3 separate regions of the Homo sapiens genome follow, and all the other regions are linked to region 2. The links are chromatin loops, found by intact Hi-C in ENCODE. Cell type or tissue: heart right ventricle. All regions are shown on one strand.

Region 1 (5,000 bases), 290 kb after region 2:
GATGAAGGAGAAATGTCTGTGAAAACCAGGAAGGTCTCTTCCAGCTTTTACATTCTCAAATTTGATATCTAATGAAACCACCATTTAGAATACTCTGATTCTGAGCCACTTAACCTCTCCAACCCTGTTTTGTCACCTCTCAAATGGTGGTAATACTGTGTACCTCTGTGCTCCTGGCAGGGGACACTTACTCCTGTGTGTCCTGAATGCCTTGGGCAGTGCCTGACCTTAGTTATGGTGAGGACATAATTTCATGCTTGTTGAATACTAAAGAAATGGTGGGGGCAGAGGCAGAGGTATAGATTCCTGCAGAGGCATCTACCCTCTTACTGTTAACAAACAACTCCTTTTGGATAAATCAAAACCCAGAACTGAGGCCACTCACCAGCTCTCTTGCTGTGAAAGCCCTGCAGCTCCCCACAGAAGAAGTCTCTTTAAGAGTGAAGAATGCCAAGCATGTCTCCATGCTCTTAGATGCAGAGGAAACTGGCCTGCAAAGTTTGAAAAATGGTGCAAAAACTCAGCACCTCTGAATTCCCCAGAGGAAATCCTGCTCAGCTTCCTCTCTGGTGCTTACCAGATTGGAATGTAATACCCAGGAGTGGCTTTTTGCTTGACCATAACAGCAAGGTCCAGCCCCCTTAAGTGTTTCTCCATGCTGTCCAGCAGCCAGCCACTGGAATTTTTTTGTTTTTGTTTGTTTATTTGTTTGTTTTGCATTAATGAAACTGTAGCCTCTGGTTTTGTGTTTCTACTTCACATTTTCCCTTTCCCCCCAGTCCACATCGTCATCATTCATTGCCTTTATTAAGGGCCCATTTGCTGGGCATTTGACTGTCTGCGCATGACAGTGGATATAGGCACCACTTCATCTCTAACAGATAGGAAATCACTCCCCACACATAAGACCCACTATGGTCTTACCTAGTTCCTGATGTCCCCTCCCTATCAACACACACACACACACAGACACACACTCACACCCCAGTCTCACAATTCACTATTTTCAGCTGGTTAATCTACAAATGTTTAACTAGAGATTGAGAGCACATTAAAGCCATTTTTAGTCCAGATTCTCCTGCCAATTCTTTAGGGATGGTGGAGTCAGAAGCAGGCCCTTGGAATACATTTGTTTCTGGAGGGTGGCTTGTAAGAAGGAAGGCTGAGACAAAGATCTGGAACAAGAAGCAAGCCTAAAATACACCATTATGAGAAGATGTGGGGGAGGGAGTGTCTTTAAAGTCACGCTACCTTCCTCCAGACCCAGCCTGCCTCTGCCTTTGAGATTATTTGCAATAGGATCAAGATTATCATCCCCAAAATTGAGCACAAATAGAAACAACATTGAAAATAAAGTCAATGTGGGTGACAGCATTTCTTGAGGCAAAATCTTCCATACCAGATACGAGAATGTATGTCCCCGTTAGCCAAGGCCAAACAGTTCTCAGGGCTGCATGAAACCAAGGCATGGGTGCAGCTTTGGAGGGACAGTTCTTGAGCTCTGGTCACAGCTTTCCATCCACACTGCCCAGTGTACTTGGAGACATCCCTGAAGGAGGTGTAGGCCAACAGGAAGCCCCTGCTGGCTTGACCTCATGCTCCCAAAAACGTGCAGTAGCATCAGGACTGGAAAGGTAGGGAAGAGCAAAATTGAGGAAGAGACAATAACTTTCTTCTGGTAAGAAAATAGATTTTCTGTTGAACTGCTCTTAGAGTGTCCACAATCTCATTATTGATTTCCTGGGGCAAAGCCTTGGGTCGCAATGTTTTCGTTTCTAATGCAGCCTCACAATCCTCTTACCACACCTTCATCTGGGTGGATGGCAGTGCCATCTTAACCCTGATTTCCTAATGGCATATTTCTTCTTATTGCCCTTGTGTGAAATGACAGTTCTCTTTTTGGCTTGGTTTCCAAGGAGCCGGAAATCCTGCTGTCTGACTTCTTGAACTAATGAGTTCACTACTGGGACAGCACAAACAAAGACTGGTGCTTGGGAGATCTTGGCTCACTTTCAGAGAGTGTTGTTTCTGAGAGTGCCTTAAACAATGATCAGAGGAAGACAGCAGAGAGCTATAAGAAGAATTATGTGTAGTCATTTGGGGTGGAGAGATGGGAAAAGCTTAAATAATTTGGGGAGTCCCTAAACAACATAACTAAAGCTTCAAATACACAAAGATGCCTAAATTGGTTGATGTTTTAAAGTCAAAGGAAAACCAAATACAAACAAATATGGGAAAGTGTTTGAATGAGGAGGTAATGGTACCTGACTTGCAGGAATGACTTTCAAGATCCCAAAGTTGGGGACAGTGGGAATTGCTCTTTTTAAGGTTTTAGAAATTTTTCTCTTGCTGTTCTTATAAAGAGAAAGCAAGTCTGTCCTTGAGAAAACTTGTAAGACAGCCTTCTCTTTAAAAAAATGCTCTGAAAACAGTCAAGTGCCACAAAACTTTGAAAGAACTAAGATCAACTTGGTGTTTGACAAAGCTAATATAAGAATGGTAATCAATCCCTTGGCAATGGAAATTTTAAATTTAAAATAAGCTTCAACAAAGCCTTTGAACCTTCAAACACTTTATGCTTAAGAAATTAATGGGTCCCTGAAGAAGTCACATTTCCTTTTCTGTTTCTGTAATATATACTTCAATTACATTAATCAACAATGCAGCAAAATAACTGACACCAACCAACTTCCAAGTCACATTTCCAAGCACTCCTTTTCTTCAACAGAGACTTAGCATTTTAAGATAGCTAATTGAGGTTTACATAAGCATGAATAAATATTTGGTGAAGCTGGATTTTCCCATCCTGTTGTCACCCTTTGCTCACCCCAGAATGGTTTCCCATCTTTTTTTTCCCTTCTACTGTCATTCCTGTTGAGTGTGATAAACCATCTTGCTGACAGAGATATTCAGTTAAAACCTTCCTTCTGCAGTATCTTTGAAGATGCTGAAACACACATCAGATGAGTTTCCTTTTCAGGCAAATTTTAAGAATCTCACAAGACTGTTTTTCTTCATTGCAAAATCGACTGAAGGGTCCCTGCTTCCCTGTAGTCTCCTATGCTCTGGACAAAACAAAGCAAAACAAAACAAAACAAAAAACAGACATGCACCCTTTTACATGTGATCCTCTTTGTAAATTGGCTTTTGCTCTCATTGTATCTACCCTCAACCCTATCATTACTAGAGTTTTGGTTTTACCTAACTTTTCTCAGAGAAAGTGTCTCCACAGGCCCTATTGACAATTTTCCCTCCCATTTGGGTTCTCTCTCTCTCTCTCAGAAATGGAAACCTTAAAAGCAAAAGGCTTCAGGATGGGCGTGGTGGCTCATGCTTGTAATCACAGCACGTTGGGAGGCCGAGGCGGTGGATCACTTGAAGTCAGGAGTTCGAGACCAAACTAGCCTGACCAACAAGGTGAAATCCATGTCTACCAAAAATACAAAAATTAGCTGGGCATGGTGGCACATGCTTGTAATCCCAGCTACTTGGGAAGCTGAGGCAGGAGAATCACTTGAACTTGGGAGGTAGAGGTTGCTGTGAGCCTAGATTGCACCACTGCACTCCAGCCTGGGTGACAGAGTGAGACTCCATCTAAAAAAATAAAATAAAATAAATAAAAGGCTCCAAACTTAATTTTATTAGTGTAGTATTCTATAAAACAAACAAATGAAAAACTTCAATTTTCTATTTGAGTACCTTCCTCTCTGTTTGGGTGTGGTTAGTGACTATCCCGGAGGAGGCCATTTCTCCTTTTTGCTAATAGTTTACAAGGGAACTGCTCCTGACACTTTGCATACTGCAGAGAGGGCCAGTCTTGTTTTCAGGTTCTTTCAGCACCTGCTGGGCATTTCCAATTTTACAGTCTCCTCTGTGGGGCATAGATACTTTACTGAGGCCCTTGCCTTACTCATCATCTTAGAAACATTTCAGATAAATTTATCTTCCCAAGGTGAATTACCTCTCCCAGAGGCTTTTGAGTTTTAATAAAGAATCTCCTGAGGAAAAAATGAATAAATTAGCTTCTAATGATGGAATTACTTGCACAAAACAGTGTAAGATATTTGAATAGGTTGTGGAATAAGGTAGACCTTTCAGTCATATCACCTCAGCAGCCTAAACCCATACACTCACAAGGCTTATCCTTTCTAAAAATAGTGCTAGATTTCAGAAGTTTTATTATTTATAGTTCAGGTAGATTGCAAGAGAATTCAGTGTCATGAGACATGAGATGCATCATTGATACTTCGATGGTTACTCATCTCCCTTTCAAATCTGCTTGCCACCGAGAGGAAAAGTAGAGCACTTAGTACAACACAAACAAATCATCTGTACGCTTGGTTGGATTCTTCACTTTCCACATGGGTGTTTTAGTCAAACAACTAAAGATGGAAGTTCACAATTCAGTTACCAAGGCTAATCGAGCTCTCCACAGTCTTACCTTGCTGTACTCTGCTTAGCTCGAATCAAGAGACTAATTTCTTCCCTCTAGTCCCTGAGGAGAGAGAAGGGCCTTTCATGTGTTCCTTTCTTCCATGCCTTGAATATCACTTTTGTCATTGTGTACATGTGTTTTGGTTACTTCTTTCAATTTAATAAGATTGGCAATGTATGCAAATAGGCAGAGTTGGATGAGAATATCTACCCACACAATTACACACAAAGGGAAACCGTTTGGGTCCAGATCATCACTAGAATTGGAAACTGGTATTCAATAAAAGGCCTCTACGTACAGAGATAGATTTAGACAGTCCCTGCCTTTGTGCATCAACGAAGGAAACGATGTGTATTCAGCTACCCAACTTGGCCACAAGCAAAGCTCAACACTTCCACAATCTCTGGGAAAATGAGATGTTACATGTTCTTAGCAGGAGCTGACAATTAAGCTGAGTGAACAATCGTGCAAGACGGGGGAGTGGGAGTTCATGCTGCTTAGCCACATGCCTCAGGTGCTCGGCTGAGTGTGAGGCTGAGGGCCAAAAGCTTTCAACCACCCAAGA
Region 2 (5,000 bases):
TAAGCATAAATCATTGGAATTTCATAAGCTTTCTTTCTCTTAGCACTCATACACTTTGTAAATCAATGATTTGCAAAGTAAAAAGGGCTCCCTTCAGTAAATATTTGCAAGGCAGGTCTGTCTTCCCCTGCTTTCCGAGCAGAGGCAAAGACTCCCTCTAATCCTGGCGTTCAGGAGGATGGTGGAATATCGATTTGCTGCCTGCTACTTGCTCCATCATCACATCAGTTATAGGGGAAGTGGAATTATTCCTCCTCGGATATGTGGGCCTTTCTTTGTGTTTGGGTCTAAAAACCAACTCCAGGCTAATTGTATTCTTCTTATTGAATAATAAATGAAGATCAAGGTCTGTTCGACTCTGAATACAGCAAGTCAACTGGACTGTGAGTTGAATATTGAGGCCAAGAGGCTTTTTCTGCAAACACACACTGCTTTTTGATTAAAAACCAACCACATAAAAGCAACAAAAAATAACCTGAACCCCAAGTGATTCAACAGGAAAAGAATACTCTTTAGGGACTTTGGATCCCAGGTGGCATGCATCTGGATGCTTTTAGCATTGCGGGACTTGAATGCTAAGGGCTGAAAACATTTATACCCAGCTCTTCCTGGTATTGATTTCCCTCACACTGATTTAGTGTGGGGCCTCTTGGCGTCTCTCTATTGCTTCTAGCAGCTGAGTTTTGGCCCCAAAGGGCTTTATTTAATGAAAACTTGGGGCTTATACTGTGAGAAAGATGCCCCAGGAATTGAAGTTGTAGACATCCCAGTGGAGAAAACATCAAGACAAGAGTCATGTGCTGTGCAGTGGATGAGATGATGATATGAAGCCTCCACTAAAGTATGTTTTAAAGAGGAGGGAGCAGCAACCTTCAAATGACTGTTGAGAGTTAAAAGAAGCTCTTATTACTGAAAAATAAAGTGCTTACATGAAATACGTGCAGAAGTTGCACTGGGAGAGGGATCAGAAGAGGAGGGGAGCCACATATTAGAATCTTGGAGAAGACTGTCTGGCTATGTATTAGAGCCGCTTACAGACAACCATGGCCATTGGGAAGAGTTAAACAGGGTATGCTTTAAAAATAAACCTTTTATTTTAGAACAGTTTTAGATTTACAGAAAAATAGTGAAGATAGTACATAGACTTCCCGTACACCCCACACCCAGTTTCCCTTATTGGTAACATCATAATGACTATTTGTTACAATTAATAGACCATGTATATTTGTTACAATTAGTAAATCAGTATTGATAAATTATTATGAACTAAAGTTCATATGTTATTCAGATTTCCTTCATTTTTATCTAATGTTCTTTTTCCATTCCAGGATTTGATTCAAATTCCATTATCTCCTTAGTATCCTCCGGTCTGTGACAGTTTTCCAAACCCTCCTTGTTTTTGATGACCTTCACAACTTTGAGAATTATTGGTCAGGCATTTAGTCAAATTTCCCTCACGTTGTGACACAGGATTTGTCTCACACTTTTCTCATTATTAGACTGGAGTTACTTGTTTTTCTGAGGAAGACCATATAGGTAAAGCGCCATTTCCATCATGTCATTTCAACGGTCCATATTATCCACATGACTTATAACTGTTGATGGAACAGGAACATTTTTAATGGGAGACTGAATTGCAACAGACTTTGAGTGTTGGGAATTAAGAACATTACGGATCGAGACCATCCTGGCTAACACGGTGAAACCCCGTCTCTACTAAAAATACAAAAAATTAGCTGGGCGCGGTGGCGGGTACCTGTAGTCCCAGCTACTTGGGAGGCTGAGGCAGGAGAATGGCGTGAACCCAGGAGGCGGAGCTTGCAGTGAGCCGAGATAGCGCCACTGCACTCCTGCCTGGGCGAAACAGCGAGACTCCATCTCAAAAAAAAAAAAAAAAAAAGAAGAAATTTTACTCCTCAAATGTGGTATATTTCAGTTAGTGTTGCTTCTCACAAAATAATAAATGGTCAAAACAAAACAAACAAACAAAAAGCAAGTGAAGCAGTGGTAAAACTTATTTGACTCCAGTTCCGGTTGCAAACTGAAAGGCTTCCAGTTTCTCAAACCGGTTTTCATTGAGACAGCTTGCAAAAAAAACTCACCCATGTGTGCAAGCAAATCTTGAAACTGTAAGTCTGTAACAGAGAGACTCCACCCATTCAGAAATAAGTTGTTAAATAAGAGAGGTTTAGGAGTTTTTCAAATGAATTGTTATTGTTCCATGGTTTATATCTTCAGGAATTAGCTGGACAGTGGTCTGACTCTCCTTGGCTCACCTATCCAACAGGGTATTGATTTTTACAGAAATTTTGTAAAATATCAAGACAACATTAGGATAATCATAAGTTTTTGTGCTTTCATTATATGAGTCCTTCATCTTGTCTGTGTCAAAGACTTTGTGCAGGTTGTAAAAGCATTATACTTTCAAGCGCTTATGCCTCAGACACCATGGCTGTGGTTACTTTAGCAAGATTAGACAACGTTTATCACATATAGGGCTCCAAAGCCACCCACCTGAGTAACTGGAGTGGAGATAAGCATGATAGACTAAAATGCATTCTTGATGACAGTGGTAGACAGTTTTCCATGTTGTTAAAGGTCCCAGGTAGACATCTTCTGTTTGGAATGGTTGGAGGAAAGAATCTCAATGGAAGTGTATTTATTTGCTAGGGCTGCCATAACAAAGTACCACAGACTGGGGGCGCTTAAACAACAGCAATTTATTTCCTCACAGACCTGGAGGCTAGAAGTCTGAGATCAAGGTGTCGGCAAGGTTGATTTCGTCTGAGGCCTCTCTCTTTGGCTGGTAGATGGCCATCTTTTCAATGTGCCCTCACATTTCTTTCCTCTGTGTGTGTCTGTGTCCTAATCCATCTGTTCTCACGGGGACACCAGTTATGTTCAACTAAGGCCCACACTAATGACCTCTTGTAATCTTAATTATGTTGTTCTCTTTGTTTTTGTTGTTTTTTTAGGTTCAATATTTATTATTCGACAAATATTTATTGAGTACTATGTTTACCTTACAGGCTTTAATTTTTTTTAATTTTAATTGTGGGTACATAGTAGGTGTACATATTTTGGGGGTATGTGAGATATTTTGGTATCTCATGCAATGTGTAATAATCACATCAGGGAAAATGGCGTATCCATCACCTCAAGCATCCATCCTTTCTTTGTGTTGCAAATGACACAATTATACTCTTTTAGTTATTTTTAAATGTACCATAAATTATTGTTGACTGTAGTCACTCTGTTGTGCTATCAAATACTAGACCTCATTTATTTTAACTATTAACCATTTTTTTGTGCCCATTAACCGTCTCCACTTTCCTCCCCGACTACCCTTCCCAGCCTGTGGTAACCATCCTTCTACTCTCTATCCCCATGAGTTCAATTGTTTTGATTTTTGCTCCAATAAATAAGTGAGAACATGTGAAGTTTGTCTTTCTGTGCCTGGCTTATTTCACTTAACATAATGATCTCCAGTTCCATCCACGTTGTTGCTAATGACAGGATCTCATGTTTTTATGGATGAATAGTATTCCTTTGTATATACGTACCACATTTTCTTTATCCACTCATCTGTTGATGGACACTTAGGTTGCTTCCAACCTTGGCTATTGCGAATAGTGCTGCAATAAACATGGAAGTGCAGATCTCTCTTTGATATATTAATTACATTTTTAAAGACACTGTCTCCAAATACAGTCACATTCTGAGGTAGTGGAGATTAGGGCTTCCACACACAAATTTGGGGGGACACAATTCAGTCCATAACAGGAAGGGTAAAGGATTCAGTAAAATAGATATTTCCTTCTCTCCAGACCTGGGTTTCCAGGAGTCTGGGATGACTGACATTTGATGCTGACTTTTTGCTGGGCTATTTGAGGGGAATTTAACAATGGAGAAAAATGTGAGAGGGAGCACTTCATGTGGGGAGAGCCATGCTGTGTAATATGACTTTGTCAGGAGCCCATTTCCGGATGTTACCTGTGGTGTTTGCACAGCTGTTCTGTCATTGTACTCCTTGGCAGCCTGAAGGCTGATTTCCTGGTGAATTTTCACCTAATTTCCTTTGCATCTGCCTTATAAGTGATAGTTTCATGTCTGAACTTTAAAAATGGCATCAGCCAGAATGCTGATTTATTAATTTACAATGAGAAATGTAATCATTGAGTGGACTGGGTACTCCAGTTTCTTGTCCAGCATGTGCTTTCCCTGCAGGCAAATGTAAGTGGGAAGCCAAATTATCATCAGAAGGTGGCTTGGTGAGCATGGAATCAGGCCAGGGGAGTTAGGGATGAGATTTGGCATTCCCTTGCTTTTTATTCTTTGGGCCAAGCAGTGCCGAGCAGCATAGACTGGCAGCACATGCTGGCTGCCTCTGCCTCTGCTACTCTTCCTGACTTGCCATTGCCTCCTCTGGCAAACTCAGCAAGCAGGACTCAGCTCAACCATCTCTGCCTCGGAGAAGCCTTTCTTCATTTCCCCAGACAGAGGAGGTCTCTCTTCTTCCTTACCCCTGTGGTACTTTATGCTAAGTATGTATTTGGCATCCTGTGTTTTGGTTATTTATTTACTCACCTGTCTTCTCCACTGAACTCAGAGAAACTTAAGTGAAGGGATTTAATTGTGTTTACTGTATACAATGCAAGTGGTCAGTGTTCAATAACTACTAACTGCTTAATAGAAGTTATCATTATGGTAATTCACATTACGATGGGGGTTTATATATATTTGTTTTTGTTTTTGCTTTATGTTTTAATACGCTTTCCAGTAAGTTGCTCATAAGACATGATCTTACATTGCACTAATAGCTATGAGGTGAGATAGGCAGGTAGGCACCAGTATCAGATGACAACATACTTAGAGGTTAAGTGATTTGTCAATCAATTAAAGGCACTTTCCACCAAACCTGCTTATCTTGAGAACTGGGTCTCCTCTCCCCTGAGTTCTCCCTGTTCTTGCCCTGTGGGTTGATACTTAGAGCTTAAGCC
Region 3 (5,000 bases), 350 kb after region 2:
TTGCAGTGAGCTGAGATCACACCACTGCATTCCACCCTGGGTGACAGAGCGAGACTCCGTCTCAAAAAAATATATATATATTTTATATATATATATATATATATGAACGAAAAATCTCATTTGCCAAGGAAACATAAATGATTTAATAAATGGAAAGGTATATCGTAATTTAAAAAGATTTAAATATCCTACTTTAGGGAAAAACTGACTCAATATTAAAAAGTCAATTCTCCCTAAATCAATCTATAAATTTCCTGAGTTTTCCAATAATACCAGTATGCTGTTTGTTCGTGATGGTAGTTTTGGGCATTTTTGTTTTGCTTTGCTTTTGAACAGGCAAAATGATTTTGCCTAGTGGTGGGGTTTAAACTTTATAAGATTTAAGAGTGATGAAAGGATACTAATCTTATTGGTCATAATATTTCAGTAAATAAAACCCTTAGGCACTGGTAATGAAGTACATGACTAAATTAATGGAAGAGAATGGTGAGTCCAGAAATAGAAACAAATACTTACTAGAATTTAGCATGTGATAAATAGTGCAGCATTGATCTGGTCTTAAATTCTGAGATGAAATTCCCTTTAGAAGAAAACTGGTAGTGTTTCAAGATTCAGTGGATTTTGAGTGAGCAATAATTTGCCTGTTGGAGAATATTATAATTTTGTTCCATTCTTTACAACAGGCCAGGATGGGTAGTATACTTGTTTCAATGCAACTGTTTTTTCTAATTGATATATATATAATTATATAGCTATAAGTAGTCTCCACATTTGTATTTATAACCAGATACCCAGGGCACACTGTATGTGTGACATTTTTGCTTAATGCAGTATTCATGGGTGCCCAGAGAAACAAAACCATTACATTATTATCTTTTAAAAAAGGGTTGATAGGTGAGGCATTTAAAAGTTCTGGCTAAAATAAGGTTTGGGGATTATTAACGGATTTAATTTCTGCAAGCCAACTCCATGACACATTACCATGGCTAGCTAAGCATTAACTGGATTTTCCATCCGTTTCCCATATTGTTGAGCTCAACCTCAACTTTTCAGCTTGGGCAAATCCCTTAACCCCTGTAAGCCTCAGTTTCTTCCCCTGTCAAATGAAGGGGTTAGGCGAATTGATCCCTCCAGGCCTTTCTCACTCAAAGCTTCTGTTATTCTGGGTACAGCAGCTCGTTGCCACCCTCTGTTGCACAAAACATAAGGTAAAACAAAAGGAGAAGTGTGCTTAGCTAAAAACAATGCAGACATTGTAGGTAGAGTAGTTACCAGTTTAGAACAATGGTTGCCAGTCTTTCTTGAAACTGCGGTTCTGTGCCAAAAAAAAAAAAGTATGCATCTCAATATTTGTAAATACACTTACTTATAAATTCTACACATGTATTGCTATATGTGCTTATATATGTATTAAGGTATACTGTAGTAATGAATTATGTTCATTTTAACACATCCAAAAAATATAAAACTGTAAATCCTAGCATTTTCTTCCAACACTTCAGTGGGTCATCTTGCATATCCTCTAGAATGACTGGTTTAGAGACAGAATTAGTTTGCTCTTCAATTAGTATATTTAATAGGGAGCAAAACTGGTGGAGCCCAGAAGCTTTTTCAATTAATCTGTGGGTGAGGGGTAGCCAAGTATGCTTGAAAAGAAAAATCTTTTTTGAATCTGAAGTCAGAAAACCCTGCTCTGACGATTAGTAGAACACTAACGAAAATGCCATTTCCCATCCCCAGGGACTTTTACCACTATCCTTGCCTCTTAATTCTTCATGCCTTATTTTCTACACATGTTAAATAGAGTTCATACTACATCCCCTATAAACCTCACAGAGTTATTGTAACAAAATAGATTTTATATGTAATGTATATAGATTATATATAGTAACAAAGTAGATTATATATAGAAATCTATATATAATATAACCTCTATATAATATAGATTATTATCTGTATATAATATATACAATGCATTATACAAATGGGAAGTATAAGAATTATTGTTACCAAATGCACAAATAGTATACATTCTAATCCAGTTTAACCTTCTACAATTGACCTGATTCTTACATACACATAAACCTAACCAAAGAGTACCATATACTGTATCCTAAATTGATCAAGGTTCTAATTAGGAAAAGGAACAGGGAAATTAAGTTGAAAAGCCTTCTGAGAATACTGTTGAGCTTCTCATCTTTGTAACACATTTTATTCCTGGGTAGTCAATAGATATTTTAGTGGCAGAGCCCCCCTACCTATTCTGCTTACACCCTGCTCCCCGTGCCACTCACTCTTAGCCACTCTCCTCCAAAGTGCCCCACCCTGGCAGTATTGGGCTATCCCTTCTTGGGCACTGTCCCACGCTCTGATAAAACTTATCTGCCCTGTGATCCATTCTTTCAGAACTTTGCCATCTCCTCACTAAGAGAACAGTATCCATGTGCAGATGGCATAAATGCCATTTATTGATGACAAGTTAATGTATGACCTCTGGCCAGGTGTAAGCCTGGGCCCATGAAGCAAGGACTACAGCATCATTGGCAACTGTCCTTCCCCATAGTCAAGTAGGACCCAGCAGGAACCAGTTATTGCTTCTTGAACTCAGGAGTGCCCCCTGCTGGGATCCTACAGTGTTCCCCAATCTTCCTCGGTGTCAACCTCTGTGCCTTGAAATTGATGGCAGCTGACATTTATTAACCACTTGATATGTGTCAGGTTTTATTGTAAGTGCTTTAATTCATGTTTTAATTCATACAATCACCACAACAATCCTGTGACACTGAAATGATATATCAGAATGGAAATCAGCTGACTATCAGTCCTGGATACAGGTTTTATTAATATCCCATCTTGACATTTTGAAGGTGAAGAAATATGCTTTTATTCGACAAATATTTTTGAGCTCCTACTATAACCCAGGCACTGTTCTAGGCCCTGAGCATACTCCTATAAGCAAAACACAAAAACCCCTGCCTTCATAGAGCTTAGATAACTGTGAAGTTAATGAAGAAAATTTTTTGGCAGTGATCTTAAATCAAACCAGACAGTGAGCTACTTCCCCTGCTGGGCCTTGCCTGTCACAGCTGAAAAGCTGCTTCTCAACTTGTGTGGAGCTATCAGAGTTATAGTCATTGGACTGGCAGTCCAGCTGCTCTCATAGATGGCTTCAGCTCCAGCTTCATTTGCACCCCTGTGGGCACTGGGAGGTGAGTTGCCAAACTTCTTCTCTCATAAAGGCTCCAAGAAGTGGGCTGGGACAACGCCAGAAGAGTTCATAATTCTGTCTTTACCAGCTCTGTGGACAGAGGAAGAGTGCCGACGCCAAAACGTTAAAAAAGTTATAAAGTCACTTGGAAAGAGCTTAAAACAAAACAAGTACACTTTGCAATGGAAATTTCCAGCTACATGTAAGAATTTACTAAAGACAGAACCTCAACTTAGTTTTAAAAAAGAAGGCAACTTCCCTTTGTGAATTAGGAACAAAGTAAATTAAGATCTTGATCTCATGGGTACTCTATTTATAAAGAAACATTCTACCATTAGCATTTTGACAGGACTGATGTGGCCAGCTGTGATGAGGAAGCATTGTGTTTGTAAACTTTACCTCCAGGCTTTTAACATTCAAATGTCCCTTTGAACCTTGGAAGGCTACTATCTCAGAGAGAAAAAGCAGAAAATCAAATAACTAAAGTGAGGGCACATCAGAACTGCTGGGACAGCATGGCCTTGCTAAGGAAGGTAGGCTGCTCTGGGGTCGCCAGTGGATGTTGAATAATTTGCAGATGTAATTTTCTAAACTGTGATGTGGGGTCAGGAGGGGGATGATGGTTGGGGGGACTAGGGTCACCCTAACAATGTAAACATTATGCTGCTATCTTTGCCCTCGTACTCGATTTTTATTTCTTCTGGTAAATTATAGTGTCTTATATTTTTCTGATTTTAAAACAGTACATGGTTAGAATAAAAGAGCAAGCATGGCAAAACTAACAATCGAAGGTGACAGTCCCTCATAGTGTGACAATGCATTCCAGTTTGTCCAGGGCAGTCATAGTTTATATCTGTTGTCTTGGTGTAATTATTAGTAGCAAATCCTTCATTTTCAAAGGCATCTCTGTTTGTACAATAAATTACATGTTACTCTATTCATAACCTACACCCCAGGCAGGCTTAACTATGGTTAACTCTTTCAGTCTATTCTCAAAATTCACCCTTGCCTACTAAATTCAGGAGCTCCGAAAGGTGTTTCACATGTGCTCAAGAGCATAATCTTCACAATCACTGTATGACGCCCCATCTTTCCTTCCCTGAGATTTGCTCTGGCAGTGTGCAGCATCTGTGCGGCATCTATGAAGGCACTCCTGCAGCCCCTCTGCTGCCCCTGTTGGCACTGGGCCACCTCCTTTTACTGTCAAAGCCAGTCAGCCCCACCTGCACTGATGACGCAGTAACATGATACCTCCAGCGAACCAAATCCACTCAAATTGCTGCCAATGAGCCAACTCTTTCTGCTCCACGAAGTCATAATGAATTCTCCAATGAAGTAGGGCACTTTTCATGGTGCATTTTATCAATGTAGTGGCACAGCATGCCAAAGATTTTCATTAAAATAAAAAGTAAAAGAAAAAAGAAAAATCTCTTACAGATTTTTTATGAAAACAGCCCTTTCAGTGTTCATTCTCAGGCTGCCTTCTTAGTTGGCTTTAAGGGTAGATCCACGGGTACTATTGGTGTACATCCCACTCCTGAAAGTTGAGCACTGATCTTCCACCAAGCTGGAGGGATTTGACTCTGGCCTAAGGTAAGTTATTCCCCAGGAGATGCCTTGGTCCTCATTAAAAGAGAATTCTGGCAGTGTTGTAGATACAAAGGCATGTTTGACTCACAGTGTGATCTCATTTGCCACATGCAATCATTTTTAAAATCTATTTATATTAATGGTCCGCTTCCTCTTTATCTTTTCCCCTCCCTCTTCCACATTTTCTTCACAGTTTTCCAGT

What was found. A loop is a pair of places that touch in the nucleus more often than their neighbours do. Peaks named below come from ENCODE experiments on the same cell type or tissue, not always from the same donor. Only the 100,000 strongest peaks of a DNase experiment are listed, where the experiment ranks them.
Region 1: a loop joins it to region 2, with 2.7 times the contacts of the local background. A loop is called at or near these places in 3 of 110 quality-filtered maps.
Region 3: it touches region 2 in a loop (14-fold over the local background); 33 of 110 quality-filtered maps call a loop at or near these places.

Annotation. Positions count from the first base shown.
Region 1 is chr7:91,344,442-91,349,441 of GRCh38, reverse strand. The region is part of intron 3 of LINC02932 (long intergenic non-protein coding RNA 2932); the gene reads right to left. Among named protein-coding and RNA genes, the nearest start is that of LINC02932, 36 kb to the right of the region's middle. In heart right ventricle, no CTCF peak of the experiment used is centred here; a DNase peak (open chromatin) is centred at 1,927.
Region 2 is chr7:91,634,020-91,639,019 of GRCh38, reverse strand. LOC124901697 (a long non-coding RNA gene) reads left to right here and starts at 3,656. Exons shown (of 2, transcript XR_007060430.1): 1 at 3,656-5,000. In heart right ventricle, a CTCF peak has its summit at 2,692; no DNase peak of the experiment used is centred here.
Region 3 is chr7:91,286,048-91,291,047 of GRCh38, reverse strand. It overlaps LOC124901695 (a long non-coding RNA gene), which reads left to right and starts at 3,616. Exons shown (of 2, transcript XR_007060425.1): 1 at 3,616-3,741. In heart right ventricle, a CTCF peak has its summit at 2,644 (motif pointing left); a DNase peak (open chromatin) is centred at 2,607.